Linked DNA regions of Mus musculus: region 1 is linked to region 2. A link is a loop called in an ENCODE intact Hi-C map of the cell type or tissue named here. Cell type or tissue: heart. All regions are shown on one strand. Each heading gives the region's core, and the rest is flanking DNA. Links, peaks and the distances in the headings are about the cores only.

What was found. Peaks named below come from ENCODE experiments on the same cell type or tissue, not always from the same donor. Only the 100,000 strongest peaks of a DNase experiment are listed, where the experiment ranks them.
Region 1: a loop joins it to region 2, with 9 times the contacts of the local background. A loop is called at or near these places in 29 of 42 quality-filtered maps.

The regions. Positions count from the first base shown.
Region 1 is chr12:57,822,151-57,830,493 of GRCm38, reverse strand. No RefSeq gene overlaps it. Among named protein-coding and RNA genes, the nearest start is that of Gm46329, 120 kb to the left of the region's middle. In heart, for the core only: a CTCF peak has its summit at 4,557; no DNase peak of the experiment used is centred there.
Region 2 is chr12:58,942,755-58,951,097 of GRCm38, reverse strand. No RefSeq gene overlaps it. Among named protein-coding and RNA genes, the nearest start is that of Sec23a, 65 kb to the left of the region's middle. In heart, for the core only: a CTCF peak has its summit at 3,653 (motif pointing right); no DNase peak of the experiment used is centred there; H3K27ac peaks cover 441 bases.

The DNA of each region.
Region 1 (8,343 bases), core at 185-8,184, 1.1 Mb after region 2:
TTATATGAATTCACCACTTATTGATCCCTCCTTCTTTGGAGACCCAGATGGGTTTAGGATACTTTGTTTTGGTTTGGTTTGGTTTAGTTTGGTTTGGAGCTTTCATCCTATCTTTAGTGCACCGTGCTGGATCCTAAATTGTGTGTTTCGATGCTGTTGACAGCTCCCACACAGTAGTTCTCCAAAGTAGCATGTGAGAATTCCAGTTTTACAAAAGCTCTTTGTGATTCTCACTCTTACTGATACACTTTCAGCCAACCCGTTTATGTAAGTCTATGTATTTCACTGCCTCATGTGCTTGAGGACCAGGCATCCGAGTACCTTCTGTCTATTATGTGGGTGAGGCCTTTCCTATTTTTATTTGAATTTTCTTCCTCTTTTCTCATAGATTTATATACACTCTTTACATACTATGGATACTAGTTTCATCTAGCATATATATGACAACGTATCTTCACAAACTGTGGCACAGTTGTCTACTCTCTTAATATAAACAATCTTAACTTGTGCACTGAAATAATTACAACAAACATGCTGAAGTAGGCACGGGGTTCATATATATATTCTTCAATCAGAAGCCACCATTGTTGAAGTATACACTTACACAGCTCCATTGCTGAAATCATGGCATAAATATTAGTAGAGTAGGATTAACGCGTCTCAGCCTTTAACAGACATTTAGCACTTGTCATATCAATATCCTTTTCTGTTCTAGGATCCATCTCAAGAACAGATATTACATTTATTTGTTACATCTATTTAGTTGTCCCCAATCTCGCACAGTTTCTCAGTCTTATAAAATTTTGAAGTTTTTCTGAAGACAGTGTTACAGGTTATTCTTTGTGTTAGTCTTCATTTGAGGTGTGTCTGTGGTTTTCTAAGATTACATTGTGAACATACATTTTCTACAGAAATGAGGTGAGCTTGAGGCCATGATGCTAATGTCCATGGTGATAACTTTGCTCACCTTGCTGTAAAGATGCTCGGATAGTCTTCCTTTTAACTTCAGCATTTTCTGAACTGTAGCTGATAACCGCTTGAAAGATACTTGGGAACAATGCAACCATCCTCTTTCCTATCATACACCCTCCTTCTGTTCTCTCTTTCTTCTCCTCTTATTTTCATGAGACTTTCACTTACTAATTTTAGCACTTGGAAATAGTTACTATCTACTACAGTTGTTATTTTGTTGTCTGTCTAGCCATGATTTATTTTCATTATTTCTTTTTATATCACTGTTTCTAAATTTATATAATAATAAGGTGATTTATTTACTCTTTATATATGTATGGATTCATCATATTAAATGGAGTCTATGCATTATAATTTACCTCTGTCATCATATATTTAATCGTTCAGTATCACGTCACTGGCCATTTTGGAGATTATTCTCATGTCTTTGAGTATGTGTTACTTTTGACACTGTAAGATGTTGTATGATATTTTTGTATTTTTCCTGTTCTAGATATAGAGACAAGTATTTGTTCTCATATTTATTCCTTCTGCATTAAAAATGATATTTTGAAATCAAGCCTGGGTCTTGAATCTCTTCACTGCTACTACAGAGCCATTGGTTCTATTATCTCGGAAAACAAATGAGAGTGAAAATATGTAATTATCAATATCCACATGCATGTCTATGCTGCTATACTTTATATTCCATATTTATTTCTCTCATTGTCTTTAAAATCAAAAATTAATAGAGATATGCCTAATGCCTTGGTCTATAGTTGCTTTAGCTCTCCCAGAGAGGTACCTGATGGCCTCCTGCCTGTCTTTGGAAGGCACAGGATACTTGAAACTTCCCCAGTAGTCCTCTTGAAGTTTCTTGAAGAATGGGGTTGAAAGTGGCAATGTCCTCTCCCATGCACCTCTATCCTTGCAGTCTAATTCATGACAGAGCTTCACTCATCTTCCTGCAAACCCTCTCTAAAAAGTCTAGGAGATGCAGGGCTTCTATGTAGGTCTCTGTCCCTCACCAATCTGCTTCTAAAAAGAAAGTTTTACTATGACTGTCTATCTTATCAATACTCAATCAAAACCTGATGTTAAAAAGTCCTAGACTATGGTTTATATACATTTTATAGATTTTCCCTGGATTCTGACTGGGGACAAAAGGATAGATTTAATCATATCAGCAGAAACTCACAGTGGAGTCCAGAGGAGACCAAGGAAGGTAGATGTGCTGTTGCCTTTCCTGCTGATTCTCTGCTGGGAACACTTAGGTCCACATAGCAGAGGCAATTCCAAATTCCAGATACTGCCCATCAGAATATCAATTCCATATCTTCCAAGACAATAATCTTCGGCTGAGACCAGCATGTTGCTAAGAACCTGAGGGGTTGGGTAAGGAACTGGTGTCAAGAGTTGGTCAGTCTCACACCCTGGAAGTGTCTCTGTGTGCTCTGTGCTTCTGAAGGTGCTTTAGATGAAATTTAGGAACAGCTCTAAGCTAGAGAAGCATATTAGACATAAAAGGTTAAAGCAATACCAAAGGTCTGAATAATTAATACATTTTCCCCTGTAATTTTGTCCAATAAAAGTATAGCTACTCCAATTTATATAAATGGTTTCTTATAACTTATAAAGTTAAAACTGCCACCAATTTGTTCAATACTACAACAGGAGCTTAGTAGCTAAATTCAATTAGTCTTTCTCTCTGTCTCTATCTCTGTGTCTCTCTCTGTCTCTGTCTCTCTCTGTCTCTCTCTGTCTCTCTCTCTCTCTCTCCCTCCCCCCCCCCACCCTCTCTCTCACTCTCTCTCTCCCTCTAGACAGGGTTTCTGTGTAACTACCGTGGCTGTCCTTGAACTACCTTTGGAAACCAGGCTGGCCTGGAACTAACAGAGATCTGCCTGCAGAGTACTGGAATTAAAAGCATATAGAAAACCAAACTGGGTTGTTGGGAAAATTGTGACTGAAATAAACACATTTTCACTTTCAAGCAAGAAGAAAAATGACAGACAAGTCAGCAATAAAATCACAAATACAAATGACAGAGTAAGAAATGAATGTGATCTTCATTTTTCTGATAGACCAAGTAGTCCAAATTGAATCTCCTTCATTTTTACCTGGATAGACTTTCCACAGCTCTTCCTTGTGAGGTTTTGTTAACTTACTGCAATCTAGACTCACCTGGGAAGAGAGTCCTGTTGATGGACCTGTTAGGTTAGATTCGTTCGTGGGCATGCCTCTTGATAAAGTTCACTGAGGCAAGAGGGCTCAACCCAGTGTGGATTATGCCACACCCACAGTTTGGGTGCTCAGCTGTAAGAAGGAGAACGGGAACTAAGCAGAAGCATGCATTCATTATTTCATTTGCTCCTTCTTCTGACTGTAGATGCAATGCAACCAGTTCCTCCCAGTTCTTGCCTGCCTTAACCTCCCTGCAAAGGTGGACTGTAACATGGAATTCTGAGCACAGATAACTCCCCACTGCTCTAAGTTGTTTGTATCACGGTATTTTATCACAGCGATAAGAAATGAAATTAAGACAGCCTTCAAGCATCCTCTGTCCCTTGTTAATTTTATCATCAATGCATAGATAAAGGGAAACATTTCCTGACTCGAATACAGACAGAGTATATTATATTTTTATTATACACACAAGCATAGCTAAAAAGCAAGATGCCTTAAATAGAGCTGTGGAGGCATTGATGAGCTGTTTACTTTATCATGTCATCAATTATCACAGCCAGAAAGTCAATTGTACTGATCGGCTCCCCACACTACTGTGTAGGATACATCCCATCTCACATTGATATACTGCCATTTATCATTACCTCTAGTTATCATCGTATGGCCAATTTCCAGTATCTAGTAACTGGACATTCTTCAAAAGAAAACTAGTATGAAATCCTCCTTTGTCCGTTTTTATGCAATTCATGTGTTTTCTTTATTATGATCACTACTGCTTAGGTTTTTGGCTATGATATCACAATTCTTTCACAACAAAACAGGCATAAATACATAAGCTAATGTTCATGAAACACTGTGGTGGCAACACCATACAGTGGCAGACAGAGGCAGAGGACAGGATTATGCTTCTATCTGAGAAGATCAAGGACGATTTCCTGGAGGACTGAGGTCTGAGCTTGTCTATGGCAGCAAGTAGCTTTTGTCAAGGTGAAGCCAGAGCTTCAGGAAGGAAGAAAATTCCCAATAGACTGAAAACACAGAGGACAAAACAGGTGACTGTCCATACATAACAAGTAGCAGGAGCTGAACAAAGTGTGGAGTAGTAAAGACATATGGGAATGCAGTTAGAGAATGTAAGTCAGAAATAAGTCAAGAAAACAGCAACTAAAGGGTTGAGGTTTTCTTTTATAACGTCTCCTGAAAATAAAATAAACTTAGAAATATTGCTTCCTTTAAATTACAGCTTAAGACTTCTCTAATTATTCTGTATGCATCCCTTACGTACAGGAACCAATACTTTCAAGTTTTTTCAGACTTGATGTTTTTATCTTACACTATCAAACGGGTGCTTTTCAAAAATACATCCAAATGATTTCCTTGTTATTTGAGTGCATTTTATGTCATACAGCGACACCTAATGGTAATATATTGTTTTGCAGCCAACTCTGTAACTTGGGAGTTAAGACAGACAGAAAAGCAGTGAGAAGAATCCTCCAAGCAGGAAGGAACACTGCTGAGAATACAGTAAAGAGTATGACAGGATTAGTTAAAGGCAGCAAACAGATTGGGAACAACCTACAGTTTCCTAAGAGAATTACTAAGTCCCACCACAGAGTCAGCATCCTTCAGTTTGGAACACTCCATGTCCATGCCCCTGCATTGGCCAGACCACAAAACTGAAGTGTTTAAGTAGTATTTTCCCTTATGAGAATAAAATTTTCATCTAATAATTGGTATTGCATGTCCTTGGATGATGATATATGTACAACGACATACACAACAGTCTAACACCACATAAAAGCAACGAACAAGTGTAAGAACATGTTCTCGGTGGCTTGAAAAGCAGGTGATGTGTCAAAGAGTCAGAAAGCACCTTCAGTTTGCTGAAATGCCTTCTCAACTATCTCCAGAGAACACTACAAGTGCCCTAGTTCCATAGCTTTTCTTGTCTGCTGTTGTGATAAAATATCATAACCAAGGCACTGGTAGAATAAAGGGTTTATTTGGGCTTACAGTTTCAGAGAGTCAGAGTCCATCGTGGTGTGGAGGTGTGACGGCAAGTAGCATGCCGAGCACCTGGAGCAGGAAGCTGAGCTCTTATGTGCTCACCTCAAGCACAAAGCAGAAGTCACTGGAAGCAGGGCAAGGCTTCAAATTCTCAAATCACACCTCCAATAACACACTTCTTCCAGCAAGGCTATATTTCCTAAATCTCCTCCAAATAATGCCACTTGCTGGAAAACAAGTATTCAAATACCAGAACGTTTGGGAGACCTTTCTCATTTAAACCACCACACGTCTGTAGGTGACTGTGGCTTTGTGCTAGGGACCTTATCCATTGAAGGTACCCTGAGAATAGCATGGGTGATGATTAGGGTCAGGATAGACCCATCCAGTTAAGATGGGAAGGACTTTGACACTCAGGCAGTATCTACATTACATTCCAAACACACATCCTGTGGCCTGCCATCTAAAGTCAGCAAACCCAGAAGGAAATGGGTCAGCTGTTTCAATGAGCATATATCACACTCTGCCTCTGCTTGGGCTTAAGAGCTTTCCTCATTCAACTTCATGAGCACCTCAAGCTGCAGGAGAGAACATGTGAAGTCTAATGTAGAACAGCGGGTCATTTCAGGTTATCAGTTAACCAACAGCACAGCCTTCTACTCATACCCCTGAACAACATGAAAATAAGAAACGTAAAATAATCCTATCCGCCTATCTCATTCCAACTAGGGACCTTTCTTTTCTGTCTTTACTAACCTTACATAATGATTTTAGTTCTTATTTATAGACCAGACCACACAATAACATTGGGTTATATTTCTGTTGTGATTAAAATTTGTGGCTGTAATTCACTTTTCTAAATGACATTAACTAAATACCATAGGTTAAATATCCATTACACACCTGCCACAGTGCCAGATACAAAGAAAAAACAGACCTAAAACAAACAGACTTGTTTTCAGTATCAATTCTGTGTGTTCCCTTTGCATACAGGGGAAATGGTCTCCTAGACATCATATTCTATCACATTATCTCACTTGGCTTACCCTACATTCATATTATATAATAGCTAAAAGATGCTGCCAAATTTCCCAATTCCTATTCTTGTCTGCATTGTAATATCCCAAGAATATGTAGAAACAAGAGGCATTGTCAGAGGAAGAGGAGGGTGATCGGGGATTATTCGAAGACATGTGGCCTGAATCCTGACTGGCAAAGCAAATTGAATCACTGTTGGACATGGAGGGATTTGCGGAGGAGTGTAATCAGGGTCTATGAAGCTCCACTGCCTTTTCCTGCCCCCCAGAGGAAGAGAACTAATATGCATGGAAAGCAAGCACTGATGCGTCCCAAGCCACCTGCTGCAAACGGGCCTGCTGGGACAGATCCCTTCATGGATCATAAAGAGAACAGCAGACACAAGTGTCCCCAGGAAGTTGCTCACCACCCACTGCCACCAAGGGGTTCCTTCCCTCCTCAGCAAGGCACAGCCTGCGGCCACTGCTTCTTCTTCCTTCCACTGTTCTTGTTCCCCCTCCTGCCACCCAGTTTCAAGAAAAATGACTCTCTCAGGAAGGATCCCAAGTGACAGAAATCCCTTTCATCCACCTTTGCTCATATCTTTTAGCATGAACTCAAGTAAAAATTATCTTCTGAAGCCACAGCTAGACAACTTTTCTCATAAAACCAGCCAAAATAAACTATACAGAGGCTAAATATGTAGGCTATATATAGATAGCCTACAGGATTGTCAGCATCCATTATAACATCACAGTGGTTCCTTAGCCACTTAGCAGTGCATGAATTCCCTATAAACAGCATATGGTACCTCTTTAACTCAGGCTGAGTTTGTCTTTTGAACACCAAAAAGAAGGAAAGAAATTTTTAATCCATTTACCATTATTATCACATCATACAGTAAAGTGGGTAACCCATAAATAATTGTGAGTGATTTCTCACAATTCTAGAGCCAGGGATGTTTGTGATAGAGACCCTGCCTGGGTGTTCGTTGTGTGTGCTGAGGGCCTGGTCTATACTTCCAAGGCAGCACCTTGAACCCTGAGGCCCGACTCCAACTGTCCCTTTTCTAAAGCTGAGTCCTCAAGGCCTAAGCAGCTCATAAAACCCCTGCCTCTCCTTAGCTGTGCGCCTCGGAGTAAGCTCTCTGGTGGATTTTGGAAAAAGCATGAACATTCCAACTCTCGCACATATCTTACAAGTTTTGGTTACTCTGTGTCCCACACTATCACCTCTTTCTGTGATATTTTCATGCTTTCCCAGACTTGGGCACATCTGTCTTCTTTCCTTTGACTTTAATTAATCTAACATTTAAGCTGACACTCATTCTATACTCCTCTATGAACATCTGAAATTAAGGTTTTATTACAGTGTCTTTCCAGTGGAAGATTTTTTTTCATTTCCCTCCGTTTTCAGCTTCTCTCAAAGCCCAAAGCATGGCTTATCGAGGATGGTCCAGAGGACTCGTTTTCACCATAACTCAAGCTCAGCACTTTATCACACGAGGCGTTCATTTGCTTGGCTTATGTGTGCAAGCCAGCTTGCTTCCTGTCTCCCACTGGACTGCCTGCAAGAGAGATAAAACTGAAAAACCTCTCTCTGGTTGAAGGACCACTTTTAAAATTGTCTAATCTTTTGCCAATGAATATTTTATGTGTGAAATATAATGATCTCATTTATTTTCTGTTGTGAGTAACATAATACCACAGAATCAAAGAGGTTTGTTCTTTTGCTCACAGTTCTGATCCAAAGCTGTGGAACCTCATCTCACGATGTCCTTCTTTCTGGAAGAACCTGGAGGTGACATAATAAAATCTGTGTGCATGCGTTCTGTGTTTGTTGTATGCATTGTCTGTGTGTTGTGACTGTTGTATGCTGTGTGTGTGTGTGTGTGTGTGTGTGTGTGTGTGTGTGTGTGTGTTCAGGTCTTTCTTCTTACAAACCCTCAATTGTATTCAATTGTGCCCTATTCTGATGGTCTCACCTATTCCTAACCTCCTCTAAAGGCTGCAGTTCTACACACTGTAGTCACCTAAGAGTTGACCAAGCAAGGAAAGAGACAAAGGATCATGAAGTTACTTGGAAACCTAAATAGATCTTGTTTCTGTTTCCTTTGCTGGACTCTAATCTGAAGTTGGAGAAAGAAGAGAGAGAAAGAGGAAAGGGCCCTTCCGCTCGACT
Region 2 (8,343 bases), core at 151-8,150:
GGTTAATGAGCAGCTATATTATAGAAGGGGCTGAAGAGGAGAAATCAGAAGTCACTAGGCATTCTGTAATGAGAAGAAAGCAGGGAGACAGAGGAGAAACATCATCTAGAAGCAGCGAATTGATGGTGGGACACTGGGCAGTGGCTACTGCTGCAAAATGGTTCCCAGATTGTGCTAAATCTTGAAGCATGGCTGTAGGTTCCTCTTACCATTGCTCCTAAATGCATTCACTGTTGAAATAACTACTCATTATTTGAGATAAATTAAACTCACCTGTGCAACAAAGGTCCTGGTGACTAATGATTTACCCTCTGGCCTGACTGCATTGGAATGTATAGGGAGTCAATATTCCCCAGCCAAGCTACATGTGAAATATTGTGGCAGTATTGGGCAGAGTTCCGGGAGATGCCTTCTCATCTTATCCATTTGCTTAGAAAAGGTAAATTTCACACAGTTGAGGTATCTCATTTAACAATATCCAGCAGAATTAATATTTACAGCTTTCTGAATAAAGTAGGACTTTACATTTTAAGTTACCTTTATTTATTTGTTTGTGTGCACAGCTGTGTGTGGAGAGCAGAGTATAACTTGTGGGATCTAATTCTTTCCTTCTACCTGGTGGGCTCCAGGGATTAAGCTCAGGTCATCAGGTTGGGTGGCATCTGTACCTTCGGAGTCATCTGACCTCCTAACCACAGATGGTCTTTATCAGTCGTGAGAAATACACATGATTCAACACAGGCCTTTGTGACCCGCACAGCGAATAAATAAGGGCCAAATAATTATGGAAGGTAGATTTTTTTTTTTTTTTTGCGACAGGTTCTCACTATGTAGCTATAGCTGGCCTGCAACTCACTGTATATTAAGCTTCACTTGAATTTGAAGAGATCTGCCTGCCTCTGCCTCCTGACCCTGAGCAGTGTGTGTGTGTAAAGACGGAGCTTGTGTGCTAACGGTCTTATGAATGCTAAGCACACGCCATCGCTGTACTACACTACCAGGTCCTATCAAAAAAAGCTACTTTATTTTTTTGTCTCCACGTATCCCTTTACACTGGCTTAGTATGAGGGACATCTGACCTATACTTGGGGACTCTCAGGCTGCTGATATTTGCATCACTTAAAAGCCTCTCATTACAGACAGCCCCATTTAACAATGGCCTCACCTCATCCTGTGCAGAGTTACAAAATCATTTGTCTATGTTTTCATGTATGACTTAGCTCAGGGCTCACATAGGGTCTACTATATTATCTTGACATTGGTCCAAGCCATTTGCTATACATTTATGCACCAGAAGAGTCTGAATGATATGCAACGTTCTCATTATTCCGGTTCCTAAGGATGGTTCTTTTTCTTTTCTTTCTTTCTTTTTTTTTTCTTCCAAGACAGGGTTTCTCTGTATAGCCCTGGCTGTCCTGGAACTCACTTTGTAGACCAGGCTGACCTCGAACTCAGAAATCCGCCTGCCTCTGCCTCCCAAGTGCTGGGATTAAAGGCGTGTGCTACCACGCCCGGCTCTAAGGATGGTTCTAAGACAGCTTCTTTGGACTGGCTCTGTTCTATGTATTCTTCGTTTGGCTCATGGAGATCTTTACCGAGACTCCAACCCTTGCTCCAGAATGACTCTCTTGAACATACAACTTTTAAAAAATATTTTCATTCTTTTTTTTTCATTTTAAAGATTTATTTATTTTATGTATGTGAATATAACTGTAGCTGTTCAGAAGATTGTGAGCCTTCATGTGGTTGTTGGGAATTGAATTTTTAGGACCTCTGCTTGCTCTGGTTGGCCCCACTCGCTCCAGTCAACTTCCCTCGCTCAGTCCCTGCTCGCTCCAGCCCACAGATTTATTTATTATTATACACAAGTACACTGCAGTTGACTTCTGACACACCAGAAGAGGGCATCAGATCTCATTATGGATGGTTGTGAGCCACCATGTGGTTGTTGGGATTTGAACTCACGACCTTCAGAGGAGCAATCAGTGCTCTTACCTGCTGGGCCACCTTGCCAGCCCAAATATTTTTATTCTTACTGATTTTGCTTATAAATTGTCCACTCCCCCAATCTTAACAGCTGTTTTTTTCTAAACATAGACATGCAATGATTGCATATATTTGTGGAATATAGTATGCTTTCTCAGTCATGTGTACAATGACAAGAATTGAATATCAACCAATTCTAATGAAAATCTGTGCTTTGGCTGCGGTGAGAACACTTGTCACACAAGTGCAAGGACCATATAAAAGCTGGTTCCCAGTACTCGGGAGGCAGAGACACAGACGCTATGGAACAAGCTAAATAGCTAGACTAGGTGGATCAGCAATGTAGAAGTTCAGCAAGAGACGCTGCCTCATTATATAAGTCGGGAGTGGATGGGTTGGGGAGCAGGGCGGGGGAGGGTATAGGGGGCTTTGGAGATAGCATTTGAAATGTAAATGAAGAAAACATCTAATAAAAAAAGAAATACAAGAGAACACAGGTAAACAGCTTGAAGCCTGTAAAGAGGAAACACACACACACACACACACACACACACACACACACACACACACACAGAAATCGTCAACTAAGATATCTATTGTCAACCTTAGCCTCCACACACATGTGGACCTATACATCCATGTGCATGCAGAAGACGTAGGTAAAAGTGCACATAGACATGTATGGTACCACACAATACATATGTAATAAACAATTAGAAAACCTATGCTTGTCTTAAAGGTGCTTTGGAAGAGCTCCTGTCTGCTCCTAGTGAAAGTGGTGACTTGAGGTTACAGCATCCTGTGGTCTGTCATGTTCTGAGGGTTTCTGCCCCTTGGCTTTGTTCTTCGGTGAGGTATCCTTTGTAGACTTCAGCCATGAGAAAGCATGGTGTTTAGTGAGGAGAGTCCTTCCTTGGAGTTTACATTCTCATATAACACTACCCTGCCTTGCATAACCCTGAAAATGTCAGCTCAGAGATGCTAGCATTCGGTCGTCTTCTATGCAATGTGTGTAGGTGATACGAGTGCTGACAAACCAGAGGTGAGGTGGTTTATAGAGCAGAGCCCTGTGCTAAAAATACCAGTTGCTGATGATTCGAGAAAGTTAGAAATAGAAATAACCTACCAGCCATATATCTGCAGGGAGAGAGGCATCCAGCATTTAATCATTCGTCCTCCTCAAAACTCTCTGGGAGGAAAATCATGATCTCATTTCAAATAATCAGGGGAAGATTTTTTTTTTTTCCATGAGCTAGGTGACTCAGGCCTTAGAGTTTGTCCTTTATTTCTGAATCTTGTGATTTCACAAAATTAGTGAGGCAGTTTTATTTCTAGCCACGCGTTCTTTATTGTTAAACTTTAGAGGGGTTGAGGGCCGAACCTCATCAAGAGATGCAGATTATTCTGCGTGTTTTTGCTCTGCTGGGAGATGGGTGCGCCATTATGTTTCTCTGGGTTGTGTCGTCCACTGATTTGGAGAATTGCTCCCATAGCTCTTGGGTTGAGTGAACATTTAAATTCACCCTGGCTCCTTATGAAACATTCAGCAAAGAAGAGATGCAATTACTAAAGAAATGAAATAAGAAAAAAAAATACATTGAAAGTAAATGGAATAACACTTCAGAAAGACATGTCCATTGAGCAGCAGAAGCCGATGGCCGCATTAGCACCTTTACTCCACCAGGGGGCAGTAGCTACCACACAACAGGAAACTCAGGACTCTTTCGTACTTTAAATTTTGACTTTTCCCCCCCTAATACTTTTTGTGATTTTCCCCCTACCAACATTCATGCTTTGCTAATCTTCGATTTTTGAAAGCTAATATCTGTTTCTGTCTGAAATAATTGGACTCAAAGTAAAATACAATTTCCTGAAAGGGTACATAATGGGAAAACACTTTAGCGCTCCATCGTAAGTGAAAAGCTTTCAAAGTCTATATTCCCACAGGAAAACGGTAAATACATAAAGCTTTTAATTTTCTCTGTGACTCAACTCATTTAAAAGTGGCGATTGTGAGCCTGCAGCCCGTGGAAGTCTGTGTGAGGGTCACGTCATTTTTTGCATCTCGAGGTGTGACCGCAAGTTTGACCAACATATTTTCATAGAATGTCTAACACATTGGCTACATTTCCATTTTCTTTACAGCCTGAATACACATTCAAGGTATGATGCCGCTCTCCAGCAAAAGCTAGCCACAGCAGGGAGACTGTCATGTCATGACTTTTATGTCTGAAAGTTACATTTAGTGGTCAATTTTATCCTTCAAAGCTGTCTCAGTTCCCATGCTTGCACCAATCACTTACCTTTGTGAGTGGAGGTCCTCTGTACAGATATGCAACTTAGGTAAATCCTGAGAATCTTAGCTGTTTCCAATCAGCGGTTTCTAGGTATTGGCTAGATCTAGTTTGGATAACAGTTCGTATAGAGACCTTTTCAAAAGGATTTATTTTATTATTAATCATATGCATGTGTGCGTTAGGTACCCGACTGACAGTGCCCACACAGGATAACAGCTGAGACCCAGCCGAGCTGGGAGACACAGGTGACTGTGAGGCATCCTATGTAGGGTTCTGAGGACTGAATCCAGGTCCTTCTGTAAAAGCAGCAAGTGCTCTCAACGGCTGAACTCTCTAGACCCCAGAATTGTCTTCTAAAGACAAGGTCTCAAGTAGCCTGGAACGGCCTCAATTCACCACGCGTTGCTAAGGATAACTTTGAATTTCTGATTCACCCACCTCGATTTCCAAAGTGATGTGATTACAGGTTTGTGTGTGTGTGTGTGTGTGTGTGGGTGCGTGTGTGTGTGTGTGTGTGTGACTGCAGTGGGTTTATAGAGTGCTAGAAACTGAACCCAGTACTTTACACATGTTAGGCAAACACATTACCAACTGACCGACATCTTCAGTCCTTAGCATTTTAAAAAAGTATTGCCAGAAGCTTGGAGGGATGCTCGAGTACTTAAGAACGTTTGCTTCTCTTGCAGAAGTCCTGGGTTCAATTTCCAGCATCCACACAGCAGCTTAAAACTGTAATTTCAGTTCAAGGGGATCCAATGCCCCTTCTAGCATCTGCAGGCACTGGGCACACTTGTAGTGCACATACATACATGCAGGCAGAATACTCATATACATAAAATGAAAGAATAAATCTTAAAAAGATATTACTAGGACTGAAGGATCATAGAAGCTTTTCAGTCTTTCTTATAATTGTTAAATGAAACCAAGAATTGCCCTGAAAATTGTCTGAATTTTGAAAGTCAATGTTTCTTTTTTTGTTTTTCGGTTTGTTTTTCTTTTTCAGTAATGAAGAATTGATTCCTCCATTTGAGGCCGGCCTTGTCAGCAAGAAAATAATAAATGCCTCAGATGTGGGAGGTCATTTCAATTGTTCAACCATCTAAACACCATTGAAGAAATGACCTTTACCAAGACAAATGTGCTAAGTAGAAAACCTGTTACTAAAAGAAAAAGAACACAGACACAGTCCCCGCTTCCCCCATTTTTTTTTTGTTGTTGTTGAAGAAACCTGGTTCTTTACCATGAAACTTCCTCTTTTCCCTCCCTCACCCTTCTCTCCCTTTCTCTCTCCACATTATGGGAACCGGTCATGCTATTTAGTGATTATTTTCAAAAGCAATAATAAATGTAACAACTGTTCTAGAGTATTGGTGGTTATGCACTTCAATGTACATGCAGGATATTTAAAAGATAAAGAGCTAATTCCAACAGGAGTAGACCACGTCTGTATTATTATGATCAGGTTTTTCTTAGTAGTTCTGGGATCAGAAATTTCTCTTCTGCTCTAGTAGTTATTATCCTCATTTACCATATTCAATCAAGTTTATAGGTTCACAATTCTTGTATGTCTCATCCACTAAGTATTTTAAACTAAAAAGCATTGCAGCCTTTAAACATGACGAAACAGCATTATCAAATGTATCTTTACCCAGGGAAACAGATAGAGGAGGCCATTTCTTTTATGGAGAAATACCATTCATGTTAATTTCACACACAAATAGGAAGTGACAGCGTGTAGCAGAGACTCTGGGACACCAAGTAGGTCCAAGGTTTGGCTTTCCTATCTGTTGCGATGTAAATCTGGGCAGGTCCTTTAACATCTCTGGTACAGGTATGATGGAGGAAAGCCCAGGTTTACACAGAAGTGTTAAAGAGTTGAATGGCAGAGTGGAATCCTGCCTGGTATGTAATAAATGCCCTGTAAGACTGTCTGTCCTTGTGGTTACAGGAGGCTTGTGTGTGAGCCATGTTACATTGTCTCCTGCCTTTTACAGAGAAGGAAATAATACATAGTAATACCCACTACTTCGTAGCGCGTCACAGAGATGCGCTACGAAGGGCAAACTGATAATGTCTTTAGCTGTGACTGACAAGGTGAAGGGAACACTCACTGCCCACAGAGAGCATGTGGTCCGTGTGCTAAGGAGTGCCTTGAGGTAGGTAGCATATCATTCTCTGTGAATGGCCTGAGCTGTCAGCAGGGTGCTTGGCCTGGGAACACGCGCTCTTCTCCTCCTCTTTGGCCTGACAGTAACCAAGATTCCTACTGCTTGTGTTGATCTTCACTGACATTGGGTCTTCTGCAGCTTCTGCCTAGAAGGTCATTGCATTTGCTCTCTGGCTGGCTGCCATTACCTGTTGATTTTCTCTCAATCCCATCCCAGGAGACATCAGCTCAGATGGTGACCAGGTCCTTTAGCTAGCTGTTGGCCTTCATAACTTTCCTGATCCAATATGGCTGCTCACTGCCACCCCAGGTCCAGTGTGTTGATTTTTTTTAAAGATTTATTTATTTATTATATGTAAGTACACTGTAGCTGTCTTCAGACACTCCAGAAGAGGGCGTCAGATTTCGTTACGGATGGTTGTGAGCCACCATGTGGTTGCAGGGATTTGAACTCAGGACCTTCGGAAGAGCAGTCAGTGCTCTTAACCGCTGAGCCATCTCTCCAGCCCCAGTGTGTTGATTTTAAACTTTCTTGTGGCTCCTGCATTTTCTCTGCTGTGTCTAGAGAGCGCGATTTATCCACAGGTATCCTTAGCCTCAGGCTCTTAATCTTTTCTCCCTCTGTTCTGTGATTTTTCCCTGAGCTTCAGGTGTAGGTTTAATTGCAGATGTATTGATTGGAGCTGGACACAAGGCAATCACTTATTCTTTGTATTTGACCAGCCGTGGATCTCTGCAACAGCTTCCATATATTGCAACAGAAGCGTCTGTGATGGGGGCAGGGAGGGTGAGAGCTACACTTATGTGGGTATAGGGATAGGTATTTAGGAAACAGACATTATATTAGATTAGGAAACTGGCATAAGTATGTTCTCTTCTTGAGTCTATGACTCTCCAGCTATGGACAGCTATGGATAACAGGCTACATCTACAATAACTGGTGTCAATTCCTTCTTGTTGAGTGGGCCTTAACTAGACAGCAGTTGGTTACACCTGAGATAAAAGTGCCACAGTTTTACTTTTAACACACTCATTCTTAAAAACATTTGTTGTTTTTACATTTTATTTCTTTATTTTGTGCATCTCTGTATACAGGTGTGCTGGGAGTGTCCAGGCCTGGAGCGGGTTGAAATGAGACACAGAGTTGGACTCAGGTGTGGTTTTAAAGACTGATGGTCTCCAGATGTTCTAGCTCTCTAACTATACTAAATGCTTGTTGATAGCTTCTAAAAGGTTCTAAAAACTTTCTGGCTCTTTCTGAGGATTAAAAGCCACTGGGGATTAGGTAATGTAGCCCTTGTTCTATTTCTGCAGGAACTGGGAAGCTCTAACTTACAGCCTGCTGCTAGTTGAAGTCACAGGAAGAAAAAGGGACACTTTGAAAAGTGATTTTAGATTTATTTCTAAATTCTAAAATGTTTCCTGTGAAATCTATCTAAGAAAAAAGGGGAAAAGGGCTTGTAAGAAAAGGAGGATGAGGGGTCAAATAAAAAAGGGGGATAAGCACTTAAGGGCATCTGGCGAGGAAATAAACGAAAGGAGAATGCTCTCTTTTCTTTGTCCTCAGCACATGTACATCTTTTAGAATAGATGATCAGATGGCTAAAAGTTCATCATACATTTACACATAAATTCAAATTGTAAATCGAATAAGAAGTTTACAGCAGAGAGTGTTTCCATACATATCCATTAGGAGTAATTATCTGGCTTAACATTCATCACCTGTCACCAGCTCTGCAGGTTCATGAAGAGTTAAAAACCATAACCAAGGTATTAGTGAAGTTTTGTATAGATAAACTCAGTTAGTATTTTATCTTCTGTCCTAGCACCTATAGTAAATCGTTAGTTCCCTTTTTATGACCTTTGTTTAATGGTTTTACAACCTCGTGGAAT